2 separate regions of the Homo sapiens genome follow, and region 1 is linked to region 2. The links are chromatin loops, found by intact Hi-C in ENCODE. Cell type or tissue: IMR-90. All regions are shown on one strand. Each heading gives the region's core, and the rest is flanking DNA. Links, peaks and the distances in the headings are about the cores only.

What was found. Peaks named below come from ENCODE experiments on the same cell type or tissue, not always from the same donor. Only the 100,000 strongest peaks of a DNase experiment are listed, where the experiment ranks them.
Region 1: a loop joins it to region 2, with 9 times the contacts of the local background. A loop is called at or near these places in 3 of 110 quality-filtered maps.

Annotation. Positions count from the first base shown.
Region 1 is chr15:34,884,798-34,890,187 of GRCh38, reverse strand. It overlaps AQR (aquarius intron-binding spliceosomal factor), which reads left to right. Exons shown (of 35, transcript NM_014691.3): 25 at 3,527-3,662. Among named protein-coding and RNA genes, the nearest start is that of AQR, 82 kb to the left of the region's middle. In IMR-90, for the core only: no CTCF peak of the experiment used is centred there; no DNase peak of the experiment used is centred there; H3K27ac peaks cover 153 bases.
Region 2 is chr15:34,808,143-34,813,532 of GRCh38, reverse strand. It overlaps GJD2-DT (GJD2 divergent transcript), which reads right to left. Exons shown (of 3, transcript NR_120329.1): 3 at 610-3,037. Among named protein-coding and RNA genes, the nearest start is that of ACTC1, 15 kb to the right of the region's middle. In IMR-90, for the core only: no CTCF peak of the experiment used is centred there; DNase peaks (open chromatin) are centred at 932 and 2,922; H3K27ac peaks cover 1,713 bases.

The DNA of each region.
Region 1 (5,390 bases), core at 208-5,207, 77 kb before region 2:
TAAAAAAGGATTTTTTATTTTCTTTTCATTTCTTTTATTAAAGAAGAAGAAAGCAATGAATACTGAAACTTAATTCTGAAAGGTTCTAACTTAACTTACTAAGACTATATGTTGAGCTAGAAATATGGTCATGATGTCCCTCAGTTCCAGTTGTGTATGGTTATGCCATTTTGTCTTCAAATATACAATTATGTTAATGAAGAGAATGATCTTGTTAATCTTTTTAACAGATTGCCTTTTGCTTTCTATTTATTGAGGTAATTTTTCATGCTGCCAGTTCAAAACTGTACAACTTTAAATGATTCCTTTTTCACATCTTATTCAGGAATTTAATTTGCATATATTTTAGGTGCCAATTAGGAGGTTGATTTATTTATTGAAATAGAAATTACGGGAGGCTGACGCAGGAGAATCGCTGTAACCCGGGAGGCAGAGGTTGCAGTGAGCCAAGATTGCGCCATTGCATTCCAGCCTGGCGACAGAGCAAGACTCTGTCTCAAAAAAAAAAGAATGCAAATTAGTGATTAATGATAATATAAGCTTTGGGGTTATAAGTATAACTTCAGATGCTTCTTGCCAGTTTGGCTGGACTTTGTTTGATATCACATACTGTAAATTGACTAAAACTTTACAAGTCGGATTTCTTCTGCCATTAGTATTTTAATTTTTTTCATTCAAAGTTGCTTTATAATGTCTCATTTTATTTATATTTAAATCCATTTTTAAAGCCCAATTTTAGATAATAAGCACAATTAACAGCTGGACATATTTAATGTAGCCTTTGGCTATTAAACATGATATTTGATGAATTGATCATAGACATTAAAAGAGTTTTAAATTATTATGTGCATCTATTTTGAGTTCTTGTATTATAGAGCTTACCAAACACTTAGCTTCTAAAAAGTCACTATGTTGCAGAGGGGCAAAGAACAACATGCCATAAGTTATTTAGGGCTCTATATTCTTAATTTCAGATTAGCCAGTAATACTTTTGAATTCATCCCATAGGTATTTCCTCATTTTAAAGCCAACTTACAAAGGTAGGTTAGACTCTAAAATCTAATAATTCAGAATTCAGTGAACATGAAGGTGCTAATAGAATATTTGACTATAATTACAATTATATTGAAGTCGAATTTATGGTTTTTAAAGAATATTAGAATAGGGGTAGAATTTTTACAATGATTTCAGGTACCACCAAATTTGTTAGAAAAAATGTACTTTTAAATTCTGACACATAACCTAGATATTGTTAGTTTGCATATTTGATTGGACATATTCTTTTTCTCTTACAATTAAAAAGAAAAATTATGACTATTGTTTCACAATAAAAGTAGCATCACTTTCTCTGAAGAAAAAAATTGTAAAATCTGGTGAAGTTGTAGAGAAGGAGTGGTTATCCATAATTACACTATCCTAAAACAACTTTTTGCTAGTCTTTTTCTGTAATGCTGTTATTTGTAATTTTTATGTTGCTTTTTTTGTTTTTTTGAGACAGAGTTTCACTTTGTTGCCCAGGCTGGAGTGCAGTGGCACCGTCTCAGCTCACTGCAACCTCCGCTTCCTGGGTTCAAGCAATTCTCCTGCCTCAGTCTCGTGAGTAGCTGGGATTACAGGTACCCACCACCAAGCCTGGCTGATTTTTTTTGTATTTTAGTAGAGACGGGGTTTCACCATGTTGCCCAGGCTGGTCTTGAACTCCTGAGCTCAGGCAATCCATCTTGGCCTCCCAAAGTGCTAGGATTACAGGCGTGTGCCACCGCGCCCAGCCTTATGTTGCTTTTTAAAAATAATTCTTTATCTTTTAAGTGTAATAATGTACTAATTGAGCAGATAGTAGAGTTTAATTGTACTGTATATTGCTTTTATTTATTTATTTATTTATTTATTGGGACAGAGTCTCACTCTGTCACCCAGGCTGGAGTGTAGTGGTATGATCTCGGTTCACTGTAAACTCTGTCTCCTGGGTTCAAGGGATTCTCATGCCTCAGCCTCCTGAGTAGCTGGGATTACAGGCGCCCACCACCACACCTGGCTAATGTTTGTATTTTTAGTAGAGACGGGGTTTTGCCATGTTGGCCAGGCTAGTCTTGAACTCCTGACCTCAAGTGATCTGCCTGCCTCGGCCTCCCAAAGTGCTGGGATTACAGGCGTGAGCCACCGTGCCCGGCCTGTTGCTTTTTAAGTTTAACATTACTTCACAAAAATTTTGGCATTTTATTAACAGAGTCTGTAAGCATTCCTGATTTTTTTCTCATTAACGAAGTGTTCATTGTAGATAAAAGTTTATAGATAAGCAAGCAGAAAAAAGTTATCTGCCATATGTTTATATCCTTCCAAGTTGAAAAATTCTTCAAGCATAGATCATGTTTTAGATCTCTTTTTTGTTCTTAATCATCCCTTGCTACCTCAAATGTGAATCTCTGAACTACAGACAGCTAGGAACATGACTTCTTCTTTTGTTGAGTCTTTAAACATGGGAACAACAGTGATTGATTAAATTATTTTAGTCTTATTTTAAGCATTAAAGGGTTATGGGAGACCCTTTGTTGTTGTGGTGTTGTGAAAAGAATGTGCATAGAATTTGGGATCTAATTCTGGTTCCACTACTTTCTTCCCTAACTGTGTGTTTTCGGACAAGGTACTCTCCAAACTTCAGTTTTCTTACTGATTCAGCAAACATTAAGAACCTGCTAGGTTTGGGTGCCAAGTTATGTATTGGGATATGTAGATGACAGAGATAATCAAAAACATTTAAAAATTACTTTTCAAAGCCTTTAGATCTAATCTACTTTTATGTAGTGTAAAACAGTGCTGTTTGAAGCAGCCAGTTTGTGAACTTACATGTTCTTGGTCTGTGATGAAATGAACTAGCACCAGAATGCACTGTCCTGCTTTCTTCTTTGTGAAAGTGTCTTGCTGTGAAAAGAAAGATTGAGAGCTGAACTAAATGGTGTATTTGGTGATGTAGTTGACTTTCCCTCCTCCTAGACCAGTAACACCCTTGCAGATCAATACTGTTCCATGGAGTATACTCTAAGTAGCTTTTTCTTTTTTTTTTTTGAGACGGAGTCTTGCTTTGTCGCCCAGGCTGGAGTGCAGTGGCGCCATCTCTGCTCACTGCAAGCTCCGCCTCCCAGGTTCACGCCATTCTCTTGCCTCGGCCTCCCAAGTAGCTGGGACTACAGGTGCCCGCCACCATGCCCGGCTAATTTTTTTGTATTTTTAGTAGAGACAGGGTTTCACCATGTTAGCCATGATGGTCTCGATCTCCTAACCTCATGATCTGTCCGCCTCAGCCTCCCCGAAGTGTTGGGATTACAGGCGTGAACCACCGTGACCCACCTACTTTAAGTAGCTTTTGTGTAAAGTAACCCAAGAACTACCACCAATAGTTAAATAGAAGCCATATCTTCTAGTTTTTTTTCCTCTTCTTTGCTATTATGATTTTCTTGAATTTTGCTGATTGTTTCCTTCAAAGTCTCTTTATTACAGTTTTGTCATTTTGCCTAATTGAAATGTCTAGGTATGGAAGAGTTAATTATGTTCTGGCTCGAAGAATAGAACTTTTAGAAGAAGTCAAACGATTGCAAAAGAGTCTAGGGGTTCCAGGAGATGCCTCATATACCTGTGAAACTGCAGGCTATTTCTTCTTATACCAGGTAAGATATTAAGGGTTTTTGAATCATACTTCATCATAATATGAACCCCAGTTGGAAGCTGGAATGAGTTCTTGTGATCCTTCATGAAAGCTTATTTTTTTGAGTAGATTAGAATGTATGGTATTGCAAGTGCTATATTTATGAATGTTAAGTGTATTTTGTATTATCTTCAGTTTTCTTTTCTAAATAACTTTGCTTGATGACTCATTCTGTGAAAGACCAATGTTGCTACTTTTTACATTTTTTTCTTTCTATTGGCAAAGTTCTAGTCACTCTTTTTTCTTTTTTTACTGTAGAAATACAACTAAATAAATATTCTAGCTAGCCAGTGGCAACAAAGTACAGTTAACTTTTATTGTATACATTAATCAACTAATGAAGGAAAACATTCTTCCTTCAAATTTCCAGAAATAAATTATGTCTTACAACTAATTGCACAGTGGGTCTTGAAGTTAAAGGCTTCTGACTTCAACATAAAGATGTACTTTTACTTTTGTTAGGGTAAATTTTGGAAGTGTGAAAACCAATGAGAAATAGCCAAATAAAGTGAATAAAACTAAACTTTAATAGTCAGTTGGATTATTAATAATTTTAAATGGACTAGGACATAATTGGCTAATGAAGATTTTTGTATAACTTCATTTGTTCTCTTTGTTCTAATGCCAATTGTATATTTTAGATATAAATTATAATATTGTAAGCTCATTGTAAGTGGATATCACAAACCAATTAAGTCCATTCAAAATGAGCAGCTTTCATGGTTTCTTGTGAAGCAGGGAAAATACATAATATAGTCTACATTAGATTCAAGACTGTTTAGGACTTGCATAAAGGAGTAAAGATCAGCTTAAATGCTTTTTTGACACAAAATTACTTGGCTTTCAGTGAAAATAATGTTTAAAAGTGGGAAAAATAACCTATAAATTAAGAAGGTTTATGTAATAAATTTGGGAAGAATGAACTTGAGGCTTCACAGTGTAAATTGGCAGTTTTCAACATTTAAGAATCATATCAGGAAAGTTGTTTACGAGTTAAATTCCCTAGCCCTTGTTCCTATAGCTTCTCATTCAATAGAGGTGGAATCCAGGAATCCACATTTTTATTTAGCTCCTCAGATATTTTGCATAAGGACTACACTTTTGAGAAACACTGAGATAGTAACAGAAAAAGACCTGGGAGAGTTACAGAAATTGAGGTTACATAGTAACTGGCTGGTAGACGCATAGCTAACATTATACAAAGTAATTGAACTATAATCACAAAAGTCATAAGATAAGCTTTCAAATACACACTCAGCTTAACCAGACGTTCTTTATAAATGTTCTAAAAAACTGACAGAGGGTTGACAAGTGCCAAATTGATTAAAAAGCTGCTAAAGCTGAACTTACCATATATGGAGAGAAACAGAGATGAAAAAAATGAGCAATTTCTTTGTCCAGAGAGCTTTCTTTCCTTTACATTTCTTTTAAGCGTTAATAATAAACTCTCTTGAGTTACGTGGAGAATCTGAACTGTCGGAGTTAGAGTTCTATGAGATGATGTTAAGGCTCTTTCCAGTTTGTAGAAATTTGTTATTAAAGAGCCTTTTTTTCTCCAAAGACAAGGTTACTTTTATAACAGAAGAGCAATCTGTCAGTTACAGGAATGAAGAATAGTTATATTGGATCAAAGATTGAATTTCTTTTTTTTTCTTTTTCACCTAGCAGATCTTGTTTTTATAAGATTTAT
Region 2 (5,390 bases), core at 88-5,087:
AAATAAATATATAACTGACTTTACTGTGTCAGTAAATTCTACATTTAAAAAGTCTTAATTACTCAGCTGTTTAAACTGAGGAAGTACAACAGGAAGGTCAGAGATACAGCTATAATTTAATTTTATCTCTAAAATGAAATTGTTTGCTTATTTTATTTGTCCAGTTGGGTTCTTGAGCCACTGTAGCAGTACAAGCCACAGACAAAACCCCTCAGACACCGAGATAGGGAAGGGAGTGGCTTTAATCAGCTGGGAGCATCGGCAGGCTAGTGTCTTAAAATCCGAGCTCGTCAGATGCTGAACTTCTGTCCCTTTTAAGGGCTCACAACTCTAAGGGGGTCCGCATGAGACAGTCGTGATCGATTGAGCAAGCCAGGGGGTATGTGACAGGGGCTGCAAGCACCAGTGGTCCGAGTGAAACAGAACAGAACAGGAGGTTTCACAGTGTCCTTCCATACAATGTCTGGAATCTATAGATAACATCAGTTGCTAGATCAGGGGTCTAATTTTAACTACCAGGCTTAGGTCAGGCAGGCCCAGGCCTGGTTTCGGGTCTGGTTCCTAGGCACCAGGCTACCTGCCTTTAGTTTTGCTTTTCTTTCCTTTTCTGAGTATAAAACAATATAAAACAATATGAGAGGGTCTCTCTCTTCCCTCACCACCACATATCATAATGATTTTGATTTTAAGCCAGATTATTATTTTATTTGCCTACTTACGAAAGCTTAAAGGATAGGTTTTATTTTCTCAAACTGTAGACAATTCTACTTGAGCTACTCAAAATAGTGTATTCTAAATTCATAAAAAATAACATTGAGAAAAACACTAGATCAGTCTGAGAAATACGAAAAGAATGATTACTAAATATGTTTAATTTATAGGCATGTGACTCAGACTACAGCTGGGAAACCAGCTCTCCTTGGGAACTTATTTAAAATCTCAGATTCTGTAGCTCTGCCCCCAAGAGATTGTGGTTCCAAAGATTTGAGGTAGGGAGTTTCCAAATGATTTCTTTGTAGGTAATCTCAAGACACACTTGGAGAAACACTGGTTTAGAGAACTGAGTTTAGATTTAATTATAGCAATTCCTCATATCTACTGTGTTCTATTTGTGTTTCATGAAAACAATGAACTGGAGTTTTAAGAATTTCATTACATTTAATTCTTAATATAATCACTATCCATAGTAGCTCATATTTGTTGCACTAGTATAGTATAATAGTGAAGTATATGGGCTTTGGATTCAGATTGCCTGGGTTCAGATTCTAAGCCAATCCTAACTACCTGTGTGACTAAGGCAAGTTACTTAACCCAACTTCCCAGCTTCCTCATCTGTGAAACAGGAGAAATAATACTTCACAGGGTTAGCTGGGGATTAAATTATTATAATGTATGTAGTGTGTTTATCAGTGATAAAAGCACTTTTAAAATATTAAGTATTTGCTAGGCATGGTGGCTCACGCCTGTAATCCCAGCACTTTGGGAGGCTGAGGTGGGTGGATCACTTGAGGCCAGGAGTTGGAGACCAGCCTGGCCAACATAGTGAAAACCCATCTCTACTAAAAGTACAAAAATTAGCTGGGCATGGTGGTGCACACCTGTAATCCCATCTACTCAGGAGTCTGAGGCACAAGAATCGCTTGAACCTGGAAGGTGGAGGTTGCAGTGAGTGGAGATTGCATCACTGCACTCCAGCCTCAAAACAAAACAAAAAAAATATTGCGACCAACTTGTGAGTAGCTGCCATAATGTTCTTGTTTTACTCATGGGGAAATTAGGTCTAGAAAGTTTGAGTAAATTATTCAAGTTCATGTAGCTGGAATGCAGCAGAGGCAGCATGAGGCTCAGGCTGTTAATAAGCCTATGTGTTGGGTCCTGCTCTATACTGTTTCCATGATCCAAATGTCCCCAGCACCCACCCCACATGGTGGGTACAAATGTCATCTCAATAAATACTTAACCCAAGTCAGTACCATTCAGAATGTGTTCCACAGACCTTCAGCATCAGCATCATCTGGGAGCTTCACAGAAATACAGATTCTCATGCCTCACTCCAGACCTACAGAATCAGAAACTCTAGGGATGGAATCAGTAATTTACTGCTTACCAAGCCCTCCAAGTGACTCCGATGTAAGTTTAAGTTGGAGAGCCCTAGGCTTAGATCAATGGTTCTCAACGTTGACTGAACATTAGAATTTCCTGGGAAACTAAAAACTTCCCAAAATGCTCAAATGCACCCAGACCAATTAAATCAGAATTGTTAGAGCTAAGATCCAGGAATCAGTTCCCAAGTGATTCCAATGTGTGCGAGATTCAGAAGAACTACCCTATATTCTTTTGCCTGATAACCCCTCTCTGTGAAACTGAGTGGCATTGGTCCCCTCCCCATCTCTCACATAATTTCCTCCTTGTTCCACAGCTCCGGGATTCCCTAGGGGTATCTCTCAGATGCTGAGGGTAAATTGTGGACTATGACTCCAGCCTCCACTGCCATGTCCCGTCCACTCTGGCCATCACTGGCACAGCCTTTGCACTTATTCCTGGCTGCCAGCATTCAGGCCCACAGATGCCTTCTCCTGGTGCTGAGTCATTCACTGCTCAGTTGCAGATCTGAACCAGGGCAGGAAGTTTAACTCCCTATCCTCTAAGTCCTGCTTTCTCTGAATGCTCCCAGAAGAGGCCCTAGGCCAGGAGAGTTTAGTGGGACAGCTCTGTTTGTTTACAAGATAGGCCTTTGTTTCAAGATGTTCACAAACACTCTTGAAGTAGCTCATCTGGGATGTTTTAGATGCTATTAGTTAGAAGTGTCACTCTCCTCCAGTCTTCAGCTCCTGTGGCCAGTCTGTTCATTGTGCCAGATTCCACTTGAAGTAGCTGTAAATTCTCCTTCTGGGGATCTTCCATTACGCCACAGTTTTCCGATAGTCATCAGCCCCTGATTCATCAAACATGCTTGCATACATTGGAATCTCCTCAGCTTCAATGGCACCTGGCACCACATGCCAGACGTATTACTGGACCAGCCAATGTGCTTTCTCTAAATATAGAGAATAGGATACATTTAGCACTGCTATTTAAATTTCATAAACTATGATCACCTAAGTATAAAAAATTCATTCAGAATCGACTTGATTGAGAAACTGAAATTACTAGATTTTTCACACACTTTATATTTAATCGCCAAAACTTTTATATTTTGAGATAATTGCAGGTTCACATGCAGTTATAATAAAACAATCCAGAGAGCCCATATACCCTTCATCTTGTTTTCTCCAGTGGTAACATCTGGTCTGACTAGAGTACCATATTACAACTAGGAAATTGACATTGATACAACGCGTCAAGTGTATTCAGATAGCACCAGTTTTATATGGACTCAGTTGTGTGTCTGTGTGTGTTTGTGTGCGTATTTAGTAATAAGCAATTTCATCACACACATAGATGCATATGGTCACTACAATTCAGTACAGTTCCGACACAAGGATCCCTCACACCACCCATTTACAGCCACAACTACTTCCTTTCCTTTCCATTTCCTGAAGCCCTGGCTATCATTAATCTGTAATTTTGTCATCTTGAGCATACGATACAAATGAAGTCATACAGTGTGTTGTTTGTACGCTTTTCTTAGTGCTTGCTCTAGGTATTACAATATACAAAGATATCATCATTGTCGAGTCTACTGGTAACGGCATTTTGCCACATCCGGTAGAGTACAGAGACCTTCTTCCATTTAGATCTCTTTACCCTCCCAGGTTCTTAAAGATGATTGTTGTAAGTATTGGCTCTACCAAGATTAGGACCATGTCAGATGCATGTTATAATTTTTGCCTTAACCATCAAATGTGATTTAAGAAACTCATGAGAAAGACAATTTATTATATTTACCCCTATTTCTTTTACCAATTCCAATATTCTTTCCTTTTTGAAGTGTTAAGCCTTCTGCTATTTCCTTTAGCCATTTTTCTAAATAATAGATTTGCTACCAACGAGTTTTCTTACCTTTTGTTCATCTAAGAATGTCTTTATTTCCCCTTCATTCCTGTCAGACATTTTTGCCAGAAACAGAATTTGAGGTTTACAGTTCTGTTCTTTCAGTGCTTGAAAAATGTGCCACTTTATTCTGGCCTCTATGGTTTCAGAAGAGAAATCTGTCCTCATTTGCATTGGTGTTTTCCTATAAGTAACGTATTGTTTCTCTCTGGCTGCTTTCAAGATTTTTCTTTGCCTTTCGTTTTCAGACTTTTAAGGATGATAAGTTTTAATGTGGATTTCTTTGGAATTATTCTATTTGAGATTCTTTAAGCTTCTTAAATCTCTATATTTCTGTCTTTCACCAAATGCAGGAATTTTTCAACCATTATTCCTTTGAATACCTTTTTCAGTCCCACTTTCTCTCTCCTGAGGATCCGATGGTACAAATGTTAGCTCTTTTGTTATTGTCTCACAGGTCCCTGAGACTCTGTTTATGGTTTTTGTTCGTTTGTTTGTTTTTGTTTTTTGAGACAGGGTCTTGCTCTGTCACTCAGACTGTAGTGCAGTGGTATGATCTTGGCTCACTGCAACCTCTGCCTCCCAGGCTCAAGCAATCCTCCCACCTCAGCCTCCCAAATAGCTGGGACTACAGGCATGTGTGACCACACCTGGCTAATTTCTTGTATTTTTTATAGAGATGGGTTTCCACATGTTTCCCAGGCTGGTCTTAAACTCCTGAGCTCAAGCAATCCACCCACCTCTACCTCCCAAAATGTTGGAACTGCAGGCGTGAGCCACCTCACCTGGCCTCTGAGACTGTTTTTATTTTTTTCAGTCTACACTTTTCTCTGTTAATCTGGAGTAAAATCTGTTGACCTGTCCTCAAGTTCACTGATTCTATCCTCTGTCATCTCCACTGTATTATTGAGCCCATCCATTAAGTATTTTATTTAGCTTATTGTATTTTTCACTTCTATAATTTCCATTTGGTTCTTTTTTATAACTTCTATTTCTTTGCTGAGATTTTCTCAGTATTTTTCGCATTTGTTTCAAGAGAATTTGTGATTGCTTATTGAAGTATTTTTATGATGGTTGCTTTAAAATTCTTGTCAGATAATTCCAGCATCTAATTCATCTTGTTGTTGGTATCTGTCAATTGTCTTTTCTCATTCATGTTGCGATTTTCAATTGTATCCTGACAGTTTTTATATTATATTCTGGATCATATTTAATCTTCTTTTATTAGCAGGCAGCCCCCTGTTGAGATATTGAAGACTAGGTAGATGTGTATGTTTAGCTTCCTGACACCATCCTGGCAAAAAGGGAGTGCTGACTCATACTGCCTCACTGCAGTGGGGTGGGTGGGAGGAAGCTCAGCTCCCCATTTGGCCCCACTGACACCTTCCCAGTGAAAG